3 separate regions of the Mus musculus genome follow, and regions 2 and 3 are each linked to region 1. A link is a loop called in an ENCODE intact Hi-C map of the cell type or tissue named here. Cell type or tissue: gastrocnemius. All regions are shown on one strand. Links, peaks and the distances in the headings refer to the core of each region. The heading gives the core; the rest is flanking DNA.

Region 1 (7,799 bases), core at 2,889-5,388:
TTGGTTTTGGTTTGGTTTTGACTTGGGGGAGTGGAGGGGTGACTCTACAGCAATTCACAAATATAAGCTTCTTAAAGTATACTAACTCCAGCCACCACTTGATGCTAAGTTAGATATTTAATCTAGCTGGCCTCCCCACTCATCAAAGGTGGTCAAAACCTGATTCTACCTTTTCTAGCTCACAGTGCCAGCTGCCAGACATTTATTTAACAGCCTTCCATCTCGATGCTCACTGGCACATGTTAGAAAACTAGGATGTTAAAGAAACTGGCAGAACTTAGAGAAGAAAGGGGGGAAAAAACGTTTTTTACACAATTTGTACCGCATTTGTTTAGTACATTTGTAAGTATTTCCAAGAGGTCAAGTCTTCAAACAGTACTAGAAGTATGCTTGCTTCTTCAAGTCCACCTGGCCAACTGCACTCACTCAAGAGGCGGCCCTCCCCCTTTGGGGACTACTGACAAAGTTACTATTTTCTTTTACAACTTGCTGTTAACCCTAGCCTCTTCCACTGAAGGCAAAGCCCACGCTGTGTGTCTGTCTCCTAGAGAAGATTGCATCTTTTATTTATCGCCCCTTGGCTTTATTTTCACAGTGAATTCCTGGCTTAAATGCAATCAGCCAAGAAACCCTCCCTATGTGCTCTCCTGTCATTCCTCATTGCTCACAAGCAGAGTCAAACACAGCAAGGGGAAAGGGGGGGGCGGGGGCCACGACGCAACATTGCCAGCCAAGCCATAAAAATTCAGACTCCAGTTAGTTATACTCAGAGACCATGCATTTGATTCAATCGGCTTCAAACCGGCAGGGAAAGAGGAGAAGGTGGGCGGGGGGTGGGGGTGGTGGGGTGGGGAGTGTAACTAGAAAGAATGTTAATTAGATTTTAAAGGGGAAAAGGTGGGGGTAAGGATGGATAGCCTCAAAAACCAACCCCCCTCTTCGAGGGAAACGGTGCTGAGCAACACTGAGGGCTGTCTTTGGAAATAAATGACCATGCAGAAAATCACGTTTTCAGATTACATTAGAATTCAAATTAACCAAACAGGATTAAAACAAATCTTCTGTGTCGGGGCCACTGTCCAGACCCCCACTCCACTCCCAAGGAAAAGGATAAAAAGATTGGACCATAGAGAGAAAAGAACAAGTTAAAAGAGAGAGAGAGAGAGAGAGAGAGAGAGAGAGAGAGAGAGACGGACAGAGGCAGACACAGCCTTTCAAATCTATCAATCCTCATTCATTTGCTTCGGGGTTCATCCCTACAATTTCAACCAGTGTGGGAGGGGGGTTATAAAATACGCCTTCAGCAATCCGGAGGAAAAATATGGGGACAGGGAGGCTGCGCTGCAGCATTGTTCACTTCAATCCAGTTCAAACGTTCCCGTAACTATGGCTGGAAAAGATATCTAATCAGAAGAAAAAGAAAAGCCCCGCGGAAGGCAGAGGGATTTGAGAAAACTCTCCTGGTCTGTCAGAGAAAGAAGGGCTGTGCAGCTTTAAATCACAAGCCCTTCTCTCGCCTTTGTCAAATATCTTCTACTTTACAAGCCCTGAAAAGAAATAAAGAGGCTCTTTTGTTTGCTTTCCCCTTTTCGGAGGGTGACAGAAAATTGAAAGGGGCACAAATAAACCCGAAAGGAGAACAAACTGCCGGGAGGTGCGGGGCGCGCAGCAGCGCAGGGGCGCAGGGGCCGCGGGGCCCCTCGGTGCGGACGCCGGCCGCGGGTCACAGCGTCGGCGGTGCTGCCCGCTCCCTCAGCACCGCGCCCGAACCCCGGGCTCAGGCAGAAGTCGGGCGGCGGGGTGCCTCACGGGACGGAGAAGCGAGAGCGGCGCCCCTCAGCGGCCCGGCCGGCCGTCACTGCCGGCCGGGGTGGCTCGGGGACCCGGACGCGGACGCCGCGGAGCTCGTTGCAGACACCTTAAAGCAGCCTGAGTACGAGGGGCCGGCCGGCTAGCCGGCCGGCCGTCGGAGCCCCGAGCGGAGCGGTGGCCGAGCGGGGTTGAAGGGATCGCCACCACCCCACCTCGGACCGCGGGGCGCGGAGCAGCGCCAGAAGAAAGGACGCGAGCCGGGCAGTGCAGAGCGAGCGCCCCGGTCGGCATTGTCTGCGGCCCGCGCCCCCTCCCCCGCGCCGCACGCCCCAGCCCGAGCCCCGCGGCCACCCGCGCCTTTGTCCACGCCCGCCCCGCACACCCGCACTCAGCCTGCCGGACAGACGACCGGGACGCCGACACCCACCACCCCGCCACCGAGGGGCGCGTCCTTGCTGATTCATTTCCCACTCGCGCTAGCCCGTCCGGGGAGACGGGGGCGGGGACCAGCGGGAGGAAATGGGCGCTCCGCTCCGGGGACCGTCCGAGTCGCCCGCTGCTGCACCGCGCGCGCCCGACCCGAGGCGGCCCAGGGGATCGGAGGGGAGACCCTGCCCTCCCCCACCCCCGAGGGACAGGAGGACAGACCGAAGGACCGACGGCCCGCGGCAGCCCCGTGACTCACCGACTTGCAGGACGTTGTCTACGCAGCCACTCTCCAGCAGCGCGATACCCCGGCGGAAGGGCAGCCGCGTCTCGTCGCCGCCGTCCGCAGCGCTGGCCGCCCCCACCGACGGGGTCCCGGTGCCCGCGGCGACGGCGGCGGCGGCGGCTGAGGTGGCGGCCGGCGAGGATGAGGAGCCGCCGCGCCGCCGCGCCGCGCCCGTGCTGCCGCCCGCCGCCGCCGCCGCTGTCGTCGCCGGGGCCGCCCGCGGAGCCGCCGCCGGTGTTGAAGGACGAGTACATGCAGATCTCCCGCTCACTGCGGGGAAAGGACCAGTAGACGATGCGGCGCTGCACCGGCTCCGGGATGCGCTCGAAGCGCTCCTCCACGCGCTGGAACGGCCACTTCTCCGCCACCCTGCGCGCTGCGATGTCCAGCAGAGACTCGGGGCTTTGGGTCTTGCCCGGCGGCAGCAGCCCCAGTGCCGCGCCGCCCCCGCACGCCGCCGCCGCCGCCGCACCGCCCGCCCGCGGGCCGGGCCGACAGGCAGAGCTGTAGCCGCCACCCGCGCCGCCGCCGCTGCTGCCCCCACCACCGCCGCCGCCGCCGCCGCCGCCGCCCGGCCGGCAGCAGAGCCGTTTCGCGGGAGGAGGCTGCTGTCCGCGCTCCGCCATGACCGCGCCGCTTCTAACCCGACAGCGGAAGTGCCGGGACCCTATAAACGGCACAAGGAAGCGCGACACGCACACGCCGTGGCGACGCCACGCTGCCATCTAGGGCCCGCCGCTCCTTGTAGGGGCACGGGAGGTGTGGCCTAGGCCGTGACGACATCGCCGAGGAGGAGCGCCGATAGGGAGAACCTAGGGGAGGGGGCGGGGCCTATGCAAATCACTGGGCTGAAACATAAATAGAGCGCTCCGTGGACACGGGGGTGGCGGGGGCACCCGGGTTGGGTGCCCGGTGGGCTGTGAGAATGTCAGGCTGCTGTGACGCGGGAGGCGGGGCTCAGGCGGGGTTTCCGCGGGAGGGGTCGGGCCGTCTGCCAAGGGGAAGGGTGGGTGGGTCTCTGCGCCCCCTGTCTACTCAACTTAGCCCTCCAGCGCCCTGCCTCCTTTTGATGTCCGCCGAGCGTGGACGCTCCTCGTGGGTCGCCGCGGGGCGGGGAGGGGGGAGGGTTCCGGACTAAATGGAGGGCGGGCCGACTGCTCGATGCCCCACCCCCCAGTCAGCCGGCCCCGCGGGGAAAAGCCTCTGGGCGGAGGAGGCGCTTTCAAAACAAAGAAATGCTGCGTGAAGCCCCGGGGACGCGGCCGAGAGGAAGGCGGGGGAGGCGCGGCCCAGGCCGCCTGCTTTCCTTCCAACCCGGCGAAGCGAACTTCCCCCACCCTCGGCCGTGGCTGCGGCGCAGGGGGGAAAGGGAGGAGGGCTGAGCTCAGCCACTGTTTTCCACTTCACTTTTCGCCGACCCAGGTGGGGAAGGGGCGCGGCTGCCCCGCGTAACTGCAGCGCACCCAGCCCTGAGCCCCGGGTTCGCTCCGGCCCGGTGACACGCCAGGGAGCCGAGTCGATCGAGCGCCCGGACACGCGCAGCGCTCGGATGCTGCCCCGCAGCCGCTGGACGCGCGTCCCGAGCCGGCCGCGCCGCCCTGCCCCGCCCCGCCCTCGCACTCTTTCAGTCCTTCGGGCCAAGAAGCCGGCCCGCCCGGCTTCACCCCAGAGCCCCAGTCGCCCTCTGCCGCGACCTGCTGCAGACCCAGGGGGTCGGGCCGCTCACTTAGAGCGCACACACGGGCAGAGAGGATCGCGCAAACTCTCCAACGCGAGACGGTTGTCGCTCACGGCCGCCCGGTGGCGGACAACAGCCGCGGGCGCTCTGGAATCTGCGGCGGGGCTGAGACCTGGAGTCCTTGGCGCTCCGGACGCGCGCTGCGCTCCCTGCAGCATTGGCGGCGCCCGACCGGCGGGTCCTCCCCGCTGCAGGGCAGCAGGAGAGCGAGCAGCGCTGGGAGACGGTGCCCGGGCGCCAGCGGAGGCGGAGAAACGAGTCCCCGTCTGAACCGGGAACCCTGCGGACATTGTTCTTCGCACTCTGCAGAGCTTGGTTAGATCTCAGCCAAGCCGCAGGCTTAATGACCACGTTAGACACTCTGACTTCTTGCTCCACCTTCTGTTTTTACTGTAAACAGTGTTAGAGATACTGTCCTATTGTTGGAGATAAGCCCTAGCTCCTCTGACACTTTCGCATATTGGCTACTCCCCACTGCCTACCTGGTCTGAATTTAAAGCAACTACGCGCGTCGGCGTTGTAAAGAAAATTGCCCACTCAAAGCGAAGGCCGCCCGAGACATTGGACGTGATCCATGTCGGGCATCGGGAGCCCCAGGCTAGAAGTCCCTGGAGACAGGACGCTGGCAGACTTTCCATAGCTGCTTGTTAGGAAAATTTTGGTGACATGTTTTTGTATATTCATCCAGTATTTTTCTAGGCACCTCCTCGGTGCCTAGGAAAAAGCCGGACAGAAAACTGGAAGAGCTTTATGGGCAAGCGGAAGAGGAAGTCCCTTTCCTCCGGTTGTTTAATATCTATATCTCTTTAAGAAATAATTTTAAGAGACTTTAAAACTTAGAGTATCGGAGCAGAAAGAAGGGTGAGCCCTAGTCTGTCCTCAAAAAGTCACGACAAAAGCGTGTGCAGTACAGGTCGCTGAACATTTCCACCCGTGTACACGGGTCTCTGAATTAGAAAGTTAAAAAGGACAGAACTGATGTCCTCGGACAGAATTAATGACTCATTCAGGGTCAGATGCGGTGTTGGTGGGAGGGATTAATTTCCGTTACCGGAAAATACATACCTTTAGAGGGGGCTAACATTTAAAGAATTTGATATCGCAATGAACTAAAAGAGGCTGGATCTAAGACATGGACCTTCCCTGGAGGGATCCAGTCATTTTTTGTTAAGTTTTTTCTGGGAATGGAACATAGGCCCTCCAGCGTCAATGCTCTTGGGCTGAACTATACCCCCTAGCCCTGGGGCAATCCAGCTTCATTTTCTAATTCAAAGAAAGCCCAAGGCCACTGAAGATGATCTAACCCTACTTGATCTCCCTGGGGTCTCAAACACTGCCCACTCTTCTTTTGAGTGGTTCCCCCCATTCTTGGGTTTCTCTGGCATCCTGTTGTCTCTTCTGTTCTGGACTCTGTTTCTGTCTCTTCCTCTCTGCCTCATTTGTTTGTTGTTTCTCTTCCTCCAAACTTTAATGTGCCCTCATCCTACAGCCTATTATGATCGACTTTTGATGACACCCCGTGGAAAGTCAAACCCAAAAACCTTGGCTCATCTCTTCTCAGTGTCCAGATCACAGCGCTCACCATCAGAGTGCCTATTTCAAACTTAAAGTACTCCCTTTCCGCTGCATTTCTTGTCTCCCAGGGTGACCTATCAGGGTCCCCCATGCTGCAGCAGTCCCCCTTTGATAACTTCTTTGATGCAGCCCCCCCCCCCCCCCGCCCCCATTCACTTTCGGTGTTGACTATCCCAGCCCCTCTCACTGCTCACAGGTGTTTCTTTTTGCTGTGCAGGGCCTTGTTGCTGACTGGCGTGTCTGTGTAGCCTATCCTCTCCCCCCCCCCCCCCCCCCGCAAGTCCCTTGAAATGGCTCTTATGCTGCCTACTGGGAAGAGACCAGAGTGACTATGATCTGTCTCGACCAAACCCAACTTTCCAGCCTTGTCTTTGAAAATGCAACTGAATTTTTCCCCCCAGTTCCTCAACAGGAATGCTGTTATGTCCCAACAGGACATGCCTGCCCCACACATTTGCTCAATACATTCCTGAGGCCTGAAATCTCTCTCTCTCTCTTTCCTCTTGGAATTTGTTAAATTCCTCCCCTTCCTTCAAGGACTTGCTTTAAAGGCCACTTCCTCTGGAAAAACCCACCTTGGTGTGTGGCTTCTCTCTAAGCACCCTTACTACTTTCTGTCTTAAGACATTTAGACCATTGCGCCAAGTATCACCCCGCTCCGAGCTACTGTCTTCTCTTTCTTGCCAGGTTACAAGTTCTCTGAGCCGTTGGGATTATGTCTGCTTCTCCAGACCCTCTGAGAGCCCCTTCCCCTGCTACACCAAGCTTTCTCCCCATAGCTAGCTACTCCCATGAACTTGGTGACTTGTACGTATGCCATCTTCTGCTGCTTCTTCTGCTGCTTCTCTATTTTAAGGATTCATGGTTGTTATTTTCCTGCTACTCGTATAAATTATTACTAAATTACTTACAGTTTCCCTTTCCTACCAGGCCTCTACCCAAGGGACCAAACCAGGATTGGAGCCATGTCCGGTGTCTACCATTAGGCAACGGTAGGGAACCAGACTGCTGAAAGGGCTATAACTCATCCTGGTATCACAGAACCCCACATCACAGTGAGGTCAGAAGATAGGCTCCCCGGTCAACTCCATAAAAAAAAAGTTCTCCCCGTAGCTGAACCGATGAACTCAAGGAAGAAAACCCCATCTATTCCCAAGCACCAAAAACAGCACCTGGCCCATGTGACTGGGTGCATGGCTGGATGGATAGCAGGCCTGCAGGAAGACACAGGACTCTAAGAAAGGAAGGAGTCCTTGCCTGAGATCTAACAGGGCTCCTCTCACTTCTTAGCCTGTAATCACACAGGAAGCAGAGGCAGGAGGATGAGGCACGCAAGGCCAGCTTGGGCTATTCAGCATGAATTTCAAAGAAATGAAAACTGAAATCTTTGAATCGAATTAGATACCAGTTGATCAAATCCCCAAAGCACTAATTTTCCTGCACACATAGAAGAGGTGTGTAAAGCCCACACCCTTGGACAGGGGATCTGAAGTTAACACGTGAGTTTTGAAAGTTACTCTTTGGTAGTCAGAACTTCACACAGTCCCAGTATTTAGGACTGCAGGAAAAGAAAACCACATTGCCTCATTATTACTAGTCATCTCAGCTAATTAAGATAATAATTTGCCATTAGCAGGAAGATTCCAAGACATGGAAATTGGATTACATCTAAGGAACTTCAAGCCATTTGCAGACAGACACAAAGCTATGCTCATTTTAATGCTATTTTTCATACTGGGATATATTTTTTTTTTGTATAATAACCAAAGTCAATAATGTTCCATGGAATATAATTCAATTGTTTAGAAGGAAATAAAAGCCTCAAATAGCATAGTTAACCTCTGAACCAAGCATTAATCTCCCCTCCAATGGAATGACAGATAATTCCATGTTGTGTGGATAAAAGGGATGAAGAATAGGGTCTTGGAGATGACAATTCATCAATAAGAAATGCCTGTAATG
Region 2 (7,799 bases), core at 2,954-5,453, 49 kb after region 1:
AAATCTAGAGTCAGCTCTGATACATGAAGGAGAATGGCTGACACACCACTAAGACACACCACTGTGGCAGAACCCAACTTTTCTTCTGTAGAAAGTGGGATGGCCACATGTTTTGAGTCTTTTCCATCCTATTCTACTTCTAGCCAAAGCTGTAGCAAGACAATGGGCCTCCTCCCACATGGAAACATTTGCTATCTTCCCCTTTCTTCAGATAGACAGACTTGTGTCTAGTCTGCCGAAGCCTAGAGACAGAAGTCGTCTCCCAGAGGCGAGTCTCCCAGAGAAGTCAAAATTTAGTGAATCCTGCCATTTAAAATGGGATGGAATCAAACCAACCAGGATTTAAACCTTAGCAGTCAGTAATCTGCAGGTGTGTATGCAGCAGGAAGGTGGGGGGTGGGTGGGGGTCGGTGGGGGGTGGGGGGGATCTGAAACAGAAGAGTCTTGATTCACGAGGGACAGGAGAAGCCACTGCGCCACACAACGCCTATTACAAAAGATCTGAAGAGATGTACTAGTCTGTATCCAATATTTGATGATCAAATAGTTGGGAAAATACAAGCAAACAAAGGAGAAACTGAATGGGAGCAGAAAAGATACAGGAGAAAATTATCATATAGAGTATATTACCACCCAACCTTGGAAAATTACTAAAGGTGAGTGTTATGCTCCAGTTGTATCTCACAAGTATGCACGCTCCCAGATGTGATAGTATCACGAAGGAGGTTCTTTAGGGGGTTCTCACAAATGCAATTAGTGCTATCATGTGGGATCCTGTTTGGCCCTTGTGCCCTGGGAAGATGCTCAACAAAGCATCCTCTTTGAAGGAGAGAAGGGTGTCTCACCAGATACTGAATTTCTGTCCTTGAGAACTGGCTGGCATAATCCTCTCTAGTTTTGCATTACTTAGCCTAAGGTATAAAGTTTTTTTGCAGGAGCAGGTAGGAACCAAGAGAGTGAGCCTTGAGTTTGTTTCTTTTAATCCGAGATTCCCCAAACTTAATAGCAAGTGGCTTCATAAAATAGAAAAGTCCTGGAAGAAAGTGTCATTTAGAGTAGGATAGGTCATGAGCAAGCCTGTGGAAACCTGTCCCTCAACAGATGCCTTGCTCTGTAGAAAGTCTTAACAGGGAAGGAGGAAAGGGGGTGTCTAGATGCTAATTTCAAGGCTTCTTTTGGTCTTAAGTTCATAATAATAGTCAAGATTGATTGACTAAAGCAGGAAACAGTCATTAAGAAGGCAACATTTTATGTAACTAAAACCATAGATTCCTCATTTCTTGTTTATTGTTCATGAAGTGCATGGAAAGCCGGCTCCGTGATTTTTCTGCTTTCTTGGTTTTTGCTGGTAGCAGTTCTGATAGCCTCAGATCTTCCGAGGCTCTTAATTTACTTTCTTTCTCCTCCTCCTCCTCCTCCTCCTCCTCCTCCTCCTCCTCCTCCTCCTCCCCCTCCTCCTGCTCCCCCTCCTCCTGCTCCCCCTCCCCCTGCTCCTCCTCCTCCTCCCCCTCCCCCTCCTCCTCCTCCTCCTCTTCCCCCTCCTCCTCCTCCTCTTCCTCCTCCTCCTCCTCCTTCTTTCTTTTGATGATGGAGCAGCAAGAAGTCCTTGGAACCTTGGTTCTGGTGCACAACAATAAGAAAGTTTTCCTGGACAGAAGTGAACCGGCTGTGCTGGATAACATGCTCTGTGGTAGGGGTGGGGAGAATAAGCCCCTCAGACCTGAATCGGTCTCCTTAGAAGATGGGTGTTGTCCAATACCCAGTGAAGAGCTGCCACATTCTCAGGCCCATACAAAGCATGTTTTTGTCGGAACATTTGGGATAAAGGATGCTGGTTTGTATAATAGTTCACCACCCTTGATAGTTGACTCAGTAACTCTGTGGGAAGGAGTGGGAGAGATTCTTCATGCTTTAGCTTCTGCAAAGAAGAATGCTGTGTGGATTGCCAAGATGGCGATCCTGAAAACCATTTACAATATTCAATTAACCATAATTAAAGGACTCAGTAGGAAGCTCCTCGCTGACTTGCTAAATAGCAAAAATTGGTACTTGGCATTCCCAGTGGATGTGGGAAAAGATAATAAGTACCCCAAATGTAAAGAAAATCGAAATGAAACTAATTATGGCCAAATGATATTGCACACATTGAAGCACAAGTTGAATCAAGAATATTTAAGTTTTTGACAAGAAATATTAAAAAGAGATATAATAACATTTTAACCATTAGTTGCTCATCTAATCTAGTTTAGTTCATGGGAAGGAACCAGCTTATAAGCCTTTGCATTCCACACAGGCTGACAAGGGACCATGGTCTATTAAAATATTGCGTATTTGGAATAGCTAGGAAAGCCTAATTTTCTGTTAATATAGTTAATAATGAACCATAATTGATTCTATTACCAATAGTCTTATTAAAAAGGCAGTTAACTAGTCATTTAGCCCATCTTTCAGTCATCTATTCACAAAATATTAACACTAATTTGATTTACTATATTTAACTTTTGCAATTTTAAACTATTGCACACCAACAATCTTTAAAACATTTAAAACTCTAAACAATTTTTCCTTTATAGTTTTTTTTCCTCAACTACTCTTTTAGTATCTGCCATCAGTGTCTCCTCCTGAATATACTGGAAATTGTACAATGAACTCTAGTTATAATGATCCTAACATATTGAATTAAGGTGTAAGTCATGGATTACCTAGATATGTTTGTAATGTAGTAGATCTGAAGCATAGAAGTCCTGATATGTTTTATCTAACCCAACCTCTCTGTTAGTAGATGAAAATATGTAAAACAATATTTCAAACTCACTAATATTTAAGTCTTAACACCTAACCCAGACTGGTTTCTGGTGAAGGAAAATCACTGAATTCATTATCTAATATGACTCATGCAAGCTTTAGTAAAATCTCATTCAAAACACTCAAGTCTACTCTTCGTATCAACTCCCTTAAATCTGTGCTTTTGAATTCTTTGTATGCTTCAATAAAGACTTTATCTTTATTGCCAGAAAGCTAAATTCAATCTTTTCAAATGAGAACAACTTTGAAAAGGAACAAATGAGACGCAAACATTTATGTACACTTATGTAAGCATGTATATACATAAGGGTCAAACATGCTTACATAAATGTAGATATATGTGTGTGTGCGCACACACACACACATGCTTTGACCCAGGAAAAGTGGTATTGTTTTTTTTTTCATTGCCATGGGAAGTGTATGGAGGCATCAAATACCTGTTCAGGATAGTTCTGTTTTTCTGAAAGATGCAAGGAGAGTCTGCCTGCCGTGAGCATTTTTGATTCTAGTGATGCAGACAGCGCTTCTGCATGACATGTCGTCCTCTCTAAATCCCCAGATCATTTCTGTCATCCACGTTCAGGTAGTAAGGATGCTGACCTTCTGTTGGCTTTGAATTCAGTGTTGCAAGTATTTCTTCCACTGTCTTTTAACTTACTTGCAGTATTTTTGTGGCTATTTTTGAATGTTTGTTTTTAAATACAAGTAGCGCTTGACTCAATTTTGACATGTTAAAAAAACAATACATTTGAAAAACCAATGGTTGTTTTGTCAATTTTCTTTTCCTTTTTCCTTTTTCCTTTTTCCTTTTTCCTCTCTCTCTCTCTCTCTCTCTCTCTCTCTCTCTCTCTCTCTTTCTCTCTCTCTCTCACAGTTTTTAAATGGCTCCCAATTTCAGACTAGACCTGAGGCTGTCTTCATTGGCATTAGATGGCATAGTGTGCCACCTTCAATTATATCCGGGGTCTGCATTAGAGACTAGGTCTATCAGATCCAATAATGGACTCTGGTTTGGTGCAGAGTCCAGACTTAGTTCTACTACTCCTGGCCAACTAGATATGCCTTCACACATATAAAAGCAGTGGCCTGAGCTAGCATACTTGACCAGGGAAAGCGCCTGTCTGCTGACCTCTACAATTTCCATCAGAACATAGTTTGCCAAGGTGTAAGCTGACCGCATCCTTTATGGATGTGCACCCAGCCAGCTGGCGAGCCGCTACCACCACTCTCTCTCTCCCCAGGCAATCAGCCAACAGCCCAGAGCTCCCAGCAACATTCTTTCCCACTGCAACGTTCAGTTGACTTTCTCTCTGAGGTGTTAGCCACATTCGGTTAATTGGAACTCTTTTCAAAGACTTTCAGGGCTTGTGAAGCACAGGTTCTCCCATCAGTTTCCAGGCCCGTCACACGTGTTTTCAGCAGGAGATGTGTAAGACTGAAGACGACTTTTTTTTTTCCTCTCACGTCACCTAGCTCAGTGCAGCAGAAATGCGGCAGGGAGGCTGTCAGTCATTTCTAAGGATGACAGTTTTTCACTGCTTGACAATGTGCAATATAAACTTCCGCTATTTGATGATACGCCCATCCCCCTCCCCCATATGAAGGTATGCACTGAACCGCAGAGTTTGGGGCTCTGATTAAGCAGGATAATCTAGGGATGTGGTTTGCTCACTGAGATTGGTTAGGCAGCTCGTTTTCATATTGTTCAGACAGAACTCACTGAGCCACACTCTGCGACTTAGAAATGGGGAGGTGGGGCAGTGTGAAGAGATAGTTATCCATAGCCAGCTGGGACACTTTCCATCCCAGGGTGAGCTGACCAGTGTGAAATAGTGAAGAAACATCTACCATAGCACGGGACCTGCTCTTCCGCCACTGGGTGACCTCAGAACCCTAACAGACTCGGATCTGATGATAACTCATTCATAAATGAGAGTTCAAATGGATATCCTCTGGTTTCTAAAACCCCATATTTTGAAGTCTTGAATTTAAAACCCACATTGGTCATTTATGACTGAACACATCCAACTTTAGAAACAATCATTTTCAAAACTACTAATATGTTCGTTAGGGCTACAATCTGTAACTGGGTGACTAGTCATAGTAAAAATACCCACTGGGAAGGTAACCAAGAGCCAGAGTAAGGTAAGGCTTGGAAAACTAGGTATAGCCTATGCTAGTTAAGATACGCGCCATCTTTTCTTCTTAGACACAATATAGGTTGGGTTATATGGGGAAAGGGGCATTTGATGAGAGACTTGAGCAAATGGTGAGATGAGAAAGAGAAAGATGAAACATAGGGACTCTCCTAGGTAGAAGGAAAGTAGGAAAGAGAGAAAAAAAGGGAGGAAGGAAGGAAGGAAGGAAGGAAGGAAGGAAGGAGGGAGGAAGGAAGGACGGAAGGAAGGAAGGAAGAAAGGAAGGAAGGAAAGGAAGGAAGACAGAAAGAGAGATACCAGGATAGAAACTTCAGACATTTGAGGAATTCCTGAACCCAGATGCCTGAAGACAACAAAACTACCTTGTCTGTGATGCAGGTTGGGATGCACTTATCCCGTATGACACGCCATGGCTAATGATGCACAGCATGTGGAGATGTGTCAGCACAGTCATCCTCATACGGGTTTGAACTAAGCATTGTCAATAATCAGAGAAGTACATATTCATGTTTTATATTCCCTTGCGCAGTATAGGCATGCAGACGTACGTGTACATGCAGGGACACATACTTACATGTGTGTATGTGGAGGCCAGAGGCCGTGCCTATTGTTTGTTTCTGCCACTCTCTACTCCTTTAAGACAGAGTCCCCACTGAACTTGGAAGTCGGTAATTGACTAGAGTGGCTGATCAGTGAGCTCCTGGGATCTGCCCATCTCTGCCTACCAGCTCTAGGGTTATAGACTGTGCCTCTGTGAACAGCTTTCTCTGTCGGATGCTGGAGATCTCAGCTCAGGTTCTTATGCCCACACCCTGGGTGCTTTACCCACCAAGTCATCCCGCTGCTAAGCTGTATGTTAATGACACACGAAACACTGAATTCATAGAAGAGGACAAAGAACTTTTAAAAATCTTGTCTCAGTGTACAGACTCTGAAAGCAGTGTGTCCTCTAGCACACAGAATGAAAGGTATAAATTTGGATGAATGCAGAAGCAATCACTGATTAGCTCAAAGCAACATTTAAATTGATCTTCTCAGGGAAAGGCATTAGAAAAAGCAATCTGAGGAACACCTGTTTAGGTGTGCGAGCATCGACAATTAGCTTCTTCAGGGAACGGGGAGTTTTCCGACAGCCTTCATTCCAATAAAGAGGCAACAGAGCTTAGCATTTTTATGACTGTCATCAAGAACATTTACCAGGGCCAGAGGAAAATATTCACACCCACCTCTTAATCTTGAAGAGGAGGCAGCTCCCTTAAGTCACTCACTTAATTAGCCTGGGCTCAGGGCAGGGCCCCACTGGTCCTCTGAAGGATTCTGTGCGTTTGACATTTTTCCTCTTTAAGCAATCTGGGCTCTAGACCTTCCCAGTCAGAGAGAGAAAAAAGATTCCTTCTGAGCCGTGTGGCAGGAGGAGCAGGTGGTACATTTGATTGGTGCAGAGACGGGAGCCGCAAGCCTAGTGACCCCCATATGGCTTTAATCTAAAGTGGCGGGTGCTCCTCACACTGGCTCAGTCTGAAGGGACTAAGGCTGGCCCTGCAGAATTACACCCAGAGAGACAGTGGTGAACTGTCGTGGGGCGTGGCTCACTCCTCGCTGCCCCTCCTTAGATGCGTTTTCTAGTCTAAGAAAGGTAGCACTGAGCTTTCATTGAGTGCTTACTGCACACACCAGAGGATCATAAATTTTATGTGCAAAGCCTCACTAATTCTGTGTGGCCCCTCTCCATGACCTCAGCAATAGTAATACCCCCATTTTTATGACAGTTAAACAACCATACAATAAACTCATTATCTCCGTTGGAATGCTTTGGAGGGAGAAATTTGGTGCTTGATACTAATGGGACTGGGGCCATCGGCATAAACCAGACCTAACTGTGGCAAGCCAGAGTGAGTGGCCACTCTATAGAGAAGTGCTCTCTGGTATAATGTCAGCTTGTACAAGGCCTGGCTGAGCCAAGCTACCCAGCAGAGTCAGCCAAGGCAGATTTCCACTGGACATTTTCTTCGTCTTGGTGCCAGGCCTTTCTGAGCATTCCAGTCTTTGTCCTTAGAACATAGGTAATGAAGTTGACTTCACACAGATATGCCAAGATGAAATGAGGGCAAAGTACCTACACTGTGGGGAGGAGCTCCCAGGGACAGGGACAGTCAACTCGATAAAGCTGTTCCTTGCCTCCAGCTCCCTTCTTGGCGACCTCCATAAAACCCTATGTTTTTCTATTGACCGTAGACAAGGCAGCCCAGTTAGGGGACAGGGATCCAAAGGCAGGCACCAGAGTCAGAGAAGGCCCCTGCTCCTGCTTTAGGGGTCCCACATGAAGACCCAGCTGCACGACTGTTACCTATGTGCAGAGGTGTTTCTGAGGAGAAGGGGAGGAGGGATGGATGGGGTGGGGTTGGGGAGGGAGACTGGGAGAAGAGGGGGAGGAGCTTCAATCCAGATGTAAAGTAAATAAATAATCTAATCAAATATAGATATATATACATATAATATATATATATACATACATATATATATATACACACATATATATACACATACACACATATATATGCATACATAAACACACATACACACATATGTATACATACACACATATGTATAGACACACACATATAAATCAACAGGAAACAAAACAAAACAAAACAAAACCAACCCCCCTCACGTTCAGCAGCCCTCAGTAGCCTCTCTTTGCTGGTTTCTCTGGAATGTTCAAATTAGGCGGTTTTCTTTGGAAGACATTTGTCCTTTATTTCCTACCTTTTCTTTGTGTGTCTTGTCCAGAAAACTGAAAATAATGGCCCCGGGGTAGCTGTGTCCCCATGTCCC
Region 3 (7,799 bases), core at 2,235-4,734, 150 kb after region 1:
TCCTTTTGTAAGCTTCCTTGGTCTCGGTTTCTCTCCACATCAATAGAACAACAACTGAAATCCCTTGTTTCAAACAAACTAACAAAGACATTAAATGACAAAGGGCAAAAGGATGTAGGTCACACACAGGACAGGACTAGGCACTTGGGTGGCATGTGCCACACACCTGGGTTCAGCCCAGTACTGCAACAATGATACAGTGATGTTCATACTTTTGAGGCAACTAATCCTGGGGTTTACATTCTAAAAAACTGTCTAGGTTACTGTCTAGGAGAGACAAGAAGCCAGTAAACCCAGACTGAAGAGCCGTGCAAGCAGAGCAGTGGTGGCTGTGGAGGACTCGGGTGGGAAGGCAGCAATTGTTTGCCAGCCCCCTTCATAGGCATTAGCTCTGCAAAGGCATAAAAGCAAACTCCCAAGAAGTCATCAACAAAAACAAAAGCCATCTCTGTGTGTGTGTGTGTGTGTGTGTGTGTCTGACCTTCCATGAGTCGGGCTCTGGGGATGGAATTCAGCCTTGATTGCCAGCGTCTTTACCCTCTGTCTCTTTAGCCCCAGAAATGATAATCTTGCATTACTCCCTGTTGAGTTTCTTACTCTTTTGAGTACTAATTGTTTTTCCTAAGCTCCTACACCGATGAGTCTGTGAGTGTAAGACACATGCCTTTAATTTAAGCAGACGTTTCTTAGTAGTATTAGCTAATATTGATACTTTCAGTACTGCCCAATAATACCAAATGTTGGTTAAAAATAACAACTGAAATAACACTGTCTGGCCTGATAGGCCCTAATGAGTTTTCTAGAAAGAGTCTGATAGACACTTCATAGATAAAAGAAGCTGAAGAGAAACTCCCGAAGTGTAATCTACCAGAAGAGGAGGCTATAGTGGGATGAATCACTGATGGGTCGATAAATGGAGAAGTGAGAGCTCTGCACAGAGGCAGGTTATGCACGTTCACACAAGCAGCCAACCAGCACGGCTGGAAACGCCTTCCCCAGCACGCTAGCTCTGAGACATGCTGCCACCACCTGGACACTAGGCAAGTCGGGGATTTTAGTTTTTGTCAGCAGTGACAGACTCTAAAAACATAACTCCACTTTGGGGGCCGGGGGTGAGGGGGAGGGGAGAAAAGAGAAAACATTTCTGCCAAGACTGGAGTGAGCAGAGATTTTGATAAAATAAGTTTAGAATCCTGCTTTACTTTTTAAGTCTTCTGTTGTTAAACTGGAAAACCTGTATAAGAACATGAACTTTTGATGGGTGATTTAGTTCGGGATTAGTGACAGTATTTGAGAGGCACTGACTTCAGTACTGGGTACACAGAAAGTACTCAACTGATATTTAAATAAGGTTATGAAATAAAATTCAGGGATAAAACCCAATTCCATCAAAAGAAGTTACATATGTACAGGGTTACTGGAGGGAAGGAAATAAGGCCAAGTACAGGTGAGAGACCTTTCAGCATCTTTTAATCAGAGCAAATAACATTATTACAACAACAGAATCTTATTCAGGGTACATGCCTTTCATTGACACATGGTTAGAGTGAGACTTAACTTTGTACTTACAAACATTAAAAAAAAAAAAGACTTTAGAAACTAAGGAATGACAAGTCTACCAGGAATTACCTTACAAGAGAAAAGCAAACGAACAATTTTTTAAAGGCTTTGTGCAATAACAAATATTGTGCAGCTGTTCCTTGGCTTCAGAGCTGCTATGTGGGCTGCTTTAATCCTGCACACACAGCTTTTCCTAGTCTGCTCTCCATGGGAACTACCTTAACACCCTACCTCTTCTCTGAGACAGGGTCTCAAGTAGCCCAGAATGGTTCAAACTCACTGTACGCCTACCAAGGTTGTTCATCTTCCTGTCTTCACCTCTCAAGTCTCGGGGTTACACCTGGCTAAAATCTGCTTCTTAAGAACAAGGCAGAACGTATTAGTTGTTATCTCATAATGCATTTGGGACATTTGGGAGAATAAAATCCAAGTTAAGACAACGGTGGTGGTGACCGCCCACCATCCCATTACTTAAGAGAGTGGACCACAATGACCCAGAGCTCAGGTAGAGTCTGGGCTACATAGCAAGAGTCTTTCAAACAAACCCGTGACTACTCCCTCTCCCAGAAAGGATAAAGAGCTAGGGGACTGGCCAGATACACTAATTTACTGATCTGAAGGGGCCCGAATGATCAGAGGTCAACTAGAATGCCCTCTAGATATACGGGAGGAAAAGGCTCAGAGAGAATGAGTGCTGTAGGGGCATCAGTACAGAGACTAGAAAGCTGACCTCGCCATGGAACAGTCAGCCCATGGTTTGGGAGCCTATCTTACTTATCATCTTTGGTTAAGGTAATGCAGGCCCCAGTAAGGCTGTCCTCCATGGCAACCTCTATGCTGTTCTTGGGCTTGCACAGGCCTGCCTAATACACCAGAAGAGAGAGCCCTAAAATCTGAGTGTGAAGGCTAGGTCTCCAATAGCCAAAGAAGCTTGCTGCTTTCTTTCTCTCCGTTGTAAGTGTGTGTACTGTGCACGATTAGGCTGGTGCACCCCCTCCTCAGTTCCTTCCTTACGGTACTGCTTCCTTTTATTCCCAAGACTTGCGGGGACCCTGGGTCCTTTAGAGATAAAACAGAGCAACACACTGGGAGGCAGAACTTGTGAGGAACCATCTACTGAAGTGAACATGTCACGGATACAAGCCGGTTATGGATACAAGCCGGTTATGGGTACGCTTGTTTGTACAGGTTTTAAGCAATCCTTCAGGCTTTCACACAAGAATAAGAAAACCACGGCTGCCATTACAATATGCAGCCATTAGCATATACCCGGGTAGCAGTATTTTAGATCCTTAGATTAGCTGCCAAAGTCTGCTCCTTGGTAAATAATGGTTACTGTTGTTATACTCTAACTACTCATACATGTCTCGGCTTGCTCCTCAAAGGGAACGCTCACAGTCTCTCAGGAATAAAAACTTGCTTTATTTGGCACACAACAGCGAGGAGGTCTTGCAACATTCGCCAGAGGCAGTCAAACAGAGCAAGTAGTTCAGGCAAGCAATCACAAAATTTGAGCACCAACCAAACCAGAGCTAATCTTTCCGTCCCTGTAGATTAGGAGACCCATTTAACGCACCCCTTTCTGCTTGTTGACTTTTTGAAGTCCTTTATTTATGTATTGCGATCTCTATGCCCTGACAGTTTAATTATTGACAGTTTACTTTGGGGCAAGTATCGACCATTCCTTTGTGAAGTAAGTTAGGCTCTTAAATGAAAAACAAACAACGGAACCTCTTTCCCACAGCGTGGCAGCATTTCCCCCTGCTACCAAGGTTCACTGGACACATCCCAGCCGGGCTGCTGCTTGGCCAAATCTTTAAATATTTAACTATTGTTCAACTCTACAGCATGAGTGAGGGGCGAGTTAGGGAACACGCCAGTCCTTCCACGGCCTCGAGAAGGCTCTAAGGAGACTGCGGGGTCCCCCTCGTGTCTAGCTGCGGCTCTCTGGGCTGAGAGTCCCCTGGACGAACTCCTCACCCACTCCGTCTCCTCGCCGGCGTCCCACGCAGGACGCGAGGCCACGATGCCCCACCTGCAGCGCACACGAAGCGGCGCGCGGCAGCATCCCCGACCGCGGACACGAAGCCTCCGCGCCTCGCCTCGCCTCGCCGCGCCGCCCCTCCCCGCCCTCCCGCTATGGCTCTAGACATTGCGCCGCCGGAAACCCGCCCGCCACTTCCTCATCCCGCCCCGCCCCGCCCCGCCTTCGGGCGGGACCTGAGCGGAGCGGCTTCCGCTTTCCACTTTCCTGCCTGGCGGTGAGTGGGAATGGGAGCGGGGATCCCCTAGGGCTGCGGTGGCTTGCTGTAGCCTAAGCTGAGCGTGTGGCCGGGCTCTCCCGGCTCTCTGAGCTCCTGACCGCGGGTCCTGCCCGGCTTCGCTCGGCGGGGCGGCGTCCTTAGCCGGTGAGGCCGACTGATGGCCGTGGACATGGCCCGGGGCAAGGAGAATGCTAAGCGGGGAAAGTTAGGAGAGAAGCTGTAAGTCTAGAGACGCCTGGTGCAGCTCCGGGTCCCCTAGGCTTTGTGAGGTGAAGGAATGTGCCTGAAAGTAAGGCGAGGATGTTTTGGTGCGAGACTGAGGTGCTCTCGAGATGTGTGGCCTGTGGACCGTAACTTTGCCATAGCCTAGTCATCAAGTCGCGCTAGTCTTATTTGCAAAGTTGGGCGGATTTCGCAGACTTGTATTTAGTTCGTTACTGGACTCGAGAAAGATCGATCTTTCTTGGACCTTCCTGCAAACTGGTTACAACTGGGCGAGGGCGTAGCGACAAGGGACTGGATGGTTAACGTCTCCAGAAAGTTTAATGTGCTGAAAGTAGGGGCATGGTTTCTGATACAAATACGGAGATAGCATGGGGACATGGAAGTTAAATCCAGTGATAGTTTTCTTGATGTGACGGGTTGTGGGTACCATAATTATTTTGGTAATTCTTTATTTTCTTGTAAGGTACATTAATTGAACTACAGACCACAAAACCTTTAAAGAGCAAAGCATAGTGTTTGACTTTGTAACGATGTACCCAATCCAACGAATAAATGAGGATTCTTAAGTACAAGCAGTTTAAATTCTTGGTTGGTCAGCGGTGGAGCATCTGTCTACTGTGCTCTACTAGGCTTTGGGTTGGATCCCCAACAGTAGACGCAAAGATTAAAAATCTTTATGGGTATGGTACCTGTAACATGTCAGCCAGCCAGCTTGATTTTTTTTATGTTAGTGAAAGTCATTATTATTCAGACAAAACTTTAGTACTCAAATAATTTACGTAGAATACTTGGCTTCTACGAATTAGAACTCTTATTTTGGGACATTTGCAGTTGTAATTTAGGGAGAAATAGGTGTTAAGAGGCTATACTATTATAGAAAGATGTTTTTACTTGTTTGTGTTTAGAGGAGAATTTAGAGGTTTTTTTTTTTTTTTTTTTTTTTTTTCCATTTCTAATCTTACTGTAAAGGTATCTTTTATTCTCCTGTTGTAATTGTCATCTTTGAGGCTTACTGCTCAGTCTGCTAACCCAGGCCTAGTCCCGGAAGCTTCTAGCCTCCACACAATCTTATCTAGGCCTAGAGTGTTTTCAGCTTCTGAGACTTATTGCTGAAAAGCGCATCCTTTCTTGTTCTTCCTGTGTGCTGGCTAACTCACTTACTCAGCTAGCTGTTCTAGCTCAAACTCCTCGCCAAGTTGACTGATTCAATCTGGCTTCTCTTTCTCCTCTTCTGAATTGCTCTGCTTGACCTCAGACTCTAGCAATGTGTTCTGCTCTTCTGGCTTCTCATCCTCTGGCTCATTGTCTTCACCTGTGTCTAGCTTGTTCTCTCTCTCCAGCCTGTCTCTGTAAAACTCTCCTGGTAAAACTGCCTTCTCCTTTCTTCTTTCTCTGTGCTGCTCTCTTAACTAGCCTCTTTTTCCTCTTTCCTCTTTTGAGGGCTGGGCATATCCTGTATCAAATCTTTCTCTGATTCATCACTTTGACATCACTTTCAAATATGGTGCTTCCTTCTACAAACTAACTTTACCTTGTTTGGGATTAAAGGTTGTATACTAAGGGCGTGTCTGCATTCCAGGCAGAGGGACCAAAGGTGTGTGCTAAGGAGCGGGGAGGGCACACTACAGCACAATCTTGGGGTTCACAGTGTGATCAAAATATCCTGCAACTATCTTACAATAGTTATGACTTGATTGTCTTCTTTTCTAGCTCATCCATGTATATGTATATAGAATTTAACCCCCTCCACATCGTATGGTCAGACTGAAGAAGACATAACCAACAATCGTCTGAATTCTGACTGACTCACTGATAGTCCCAGGGGAAAATTAGAGGTCACTACTCTAACATAAGGTAAATGGTTTTTAAAAATCTTAGCTTGAGACTTTAGGTGGCTGTAAATACACACAAACCTTCCCTAAATGCTGGCATTGTAATTCAACCTGTAATTGAAACAGGTTGCTAGAAACAGGAACAATATAGGAAATGCCACTCAAGTCCTCACCATATTTTACCAGGTGATCCTCTGTTACCAACTCAAAAAAGACCAAGATGCACACTTACCGTGTGGACGCATTTCTCTTTTTTTTTTTTTTTTTTTTTTTGGTAGAGCTGTCAAATTTGAAAGCCCATAACTTAGCAATCTTTTTTTCCCCCGGATGTATGAATGTGGATTTTTTTGTTTTTTTTTTTAAGCATCATGGTTTCCTTAACCTATGTTCCAAAAATAAACACCTACTTCTCTTTCTCTGGGAGGACTTTTTATGGTCTGGCCGAGATGTCAGACAAGGAGTCTGATTTGTACTTTGGTTAATTAGCACTTAGCAGTACTGATGGTGTGTCAGCAACGGCCGGCTTCAGCCCTTTCCTGAATTGAGCCGGTGGAAGTCAAGCTCTTTGTTTGTCTGCTCCTGCACGGTTTGTCCTGAGAATTAGAGGCATGGAGGATGCCCATAGGACACAGTTCAAGTGGGCCTTACCTTCTATAAATTGGTCTTTACTTTCTAGAAATGATCTGTGTTGTTCGATTTGAACTATTTTTTTCCTAAATGGAGATGCTAATCTTTATTGAAATGCTACTAATTAATACTGAAAAAACAAAACTATGCGATAATGGAATTCTGATTAAATTGGATGTGTTCTAACTTTCAGGATTTGAGTAACCATATAGTCTTCTTTTTTGTTTTGTTTTTTTCTTCTTTCCCCCCTCCCTTCATTCTCCAAGCTGCTTCCTGCTTGCTGCAAAGATGCTTGACATAAAGGCTTGGGCTGAGTATGTTGTGGAGTGGGCTGCAAAGGACCCATATGGCTTCCTTACCACAGTTATCTTGGCGCTCACACCACTGTTCCTAGCTAGTGCTGTACTGTCCTGGAAGTTGGCCAAGATGATTGAAGCCAGAGAGAAGGAGCAAAAGAAGAAACAAAAACGGCAAGAAAACATCGCAAAAGCTAAACGACTAAAGAAGGATTGAAGGGGCGCACAGACTGTAGCCAGAGAAAACCACTCTGGAAAACCTGCAGCTTTGGAAGGACTCTCACGAAATTTCCAGGCTGTTCCTGATAGTATTATTTAGTGAATTAATCTGACCGTACAGAAGAGTCATGTTCTGACCTCAATACTATAGTAACTTTTAGGCTTGGAAATAAAAGTTTGTTGGTATCTACTGGCAAGTATTTAAGTTAGCATTTATCATACAGGTGGAGCATACCTAATGTGAAAATTCAAAGCTCAGAAGCACTGTAAAACCTAACACCTGTGCTCAGACATGATGCCAAGAGCGGAAAAGCCCACAGCCCACTTCGGGATGGGTTGCAGTCAAAATACAGGTGCACTAAAAATACATCAAGTTATCTTCAAGCCATGAGAAATATAAGCGGACCTTGTGTTCAGAATTGGATCCCATCCTCAAGGTATTATGAAATACTTTAAAGTCTGGGAAAAAATTAAAACACTCCAAGCCCCAAGCATTTCTGTCTGTTCAACCTGTAGTAAAAATTCTTTAAACTGACACTCATTTGCCATTTTGGAGCTTAAAGTATTCAAGTGAAAAATGATGAGAAAATGGTTTTAGAATATGGTAGTTTAAATGGGGTTCAGTTCTAGACAGAGGATATTAGGAATGTAAAAGAATTAACCGGAAGTGAGGTTTACGTTGGCTGAAAAGAGATACAGTATATTAATCACTTTTTCAAAATTGTTACTGCTTATTTTTTTGGAATGGAAGCATTACTTTCTCAAAGGAAAATTTT

Evidence for each region. A loop is a pair of places that touch in the nucleus more often than their neighbours do. Peaks named below come from ENCODE experiments on the same cell type or tissue, not always from the same donor. Only the 100,000 strongest peaks of a DNase experiment are listed, where the experiment ranks them.
Region 2: it touches region 1 in a loop (2.3-fold over the local background); 3 of 42 quality-filtered maps call a loop at or near these places.
Region 3: it touches region 1 in a loop (6-fold over the local background); 30 of 42 quality-filtered maps call a loop at or near these places.

Annotation. Positions count from the first base shown.
Region 1 is chr13:107,886,900-107,894,698 of GRCm38, forward strand. It overlaps Zswim6 (zinc finger SWIM-type containing 6), which reads right to left and starts at 3,165. Exons shown (of 18, transcript NM_145456.3): 1 at 2,705-3,165; 2 at 2,695-2,703; 3 at 2,687-2,692; 4 at 2,682-2,684; 5 at 2,498-2,679. The coding sequence starts at 3,150. In gastrocnemius, for the core only: CTCF peaks have their summits at 3,588 and 4,325; DNase peaks (open chromatin) are centred at 3,358, 4,261, 4,354 and 4,845; H3K4me3 peaks cover 2,500 bases; H3K27ac peaks cover 2,418 bases.
Region 2 is chr13:107,936,114-107,943,912 of GRCm38, forward strand. No RefSeq gene overlaps it. Among named protein-coding and RNA genes, the nearest start is that of Gm38557, 16 kb to the right of the region's middle. In gastrocnemius, for the core only: no CTCF peak of the experiment used is centred there; a DNase peak (open chromatin) is centred at 4,041; H3K4me3 peaks cover 218 bases.
Region 3 is chr13:108,040,666-108,048,464 of GRCm38, forward strand. It overlaps Smim15 (small integral membrane protein 15), which reads left to right and starts at 3,809. Exons shown (of 3, transcript NM_001048250.2): 1 at 3,809-3,821; 2 at 5,760-5,903; 3 at 6,775-7,799. The coding sequence starts at 6,797. The coding sequence ends at 7,021. It overlaps Gm41055 (a long non-coding RNA gene), which reads right to left and starts at 3,806. Exons shown (of 5, transcript XR_003950673.1): 1 at 3,541-3,806. In gastrocnemius, for the core only: a CTCF peak has its summit at 3,317; a DNase peak (open chromatin) is centred at 3,751; H3K4me3 peaks cover 2,321 bases; H3K27ac peaks cover 2,247 bases.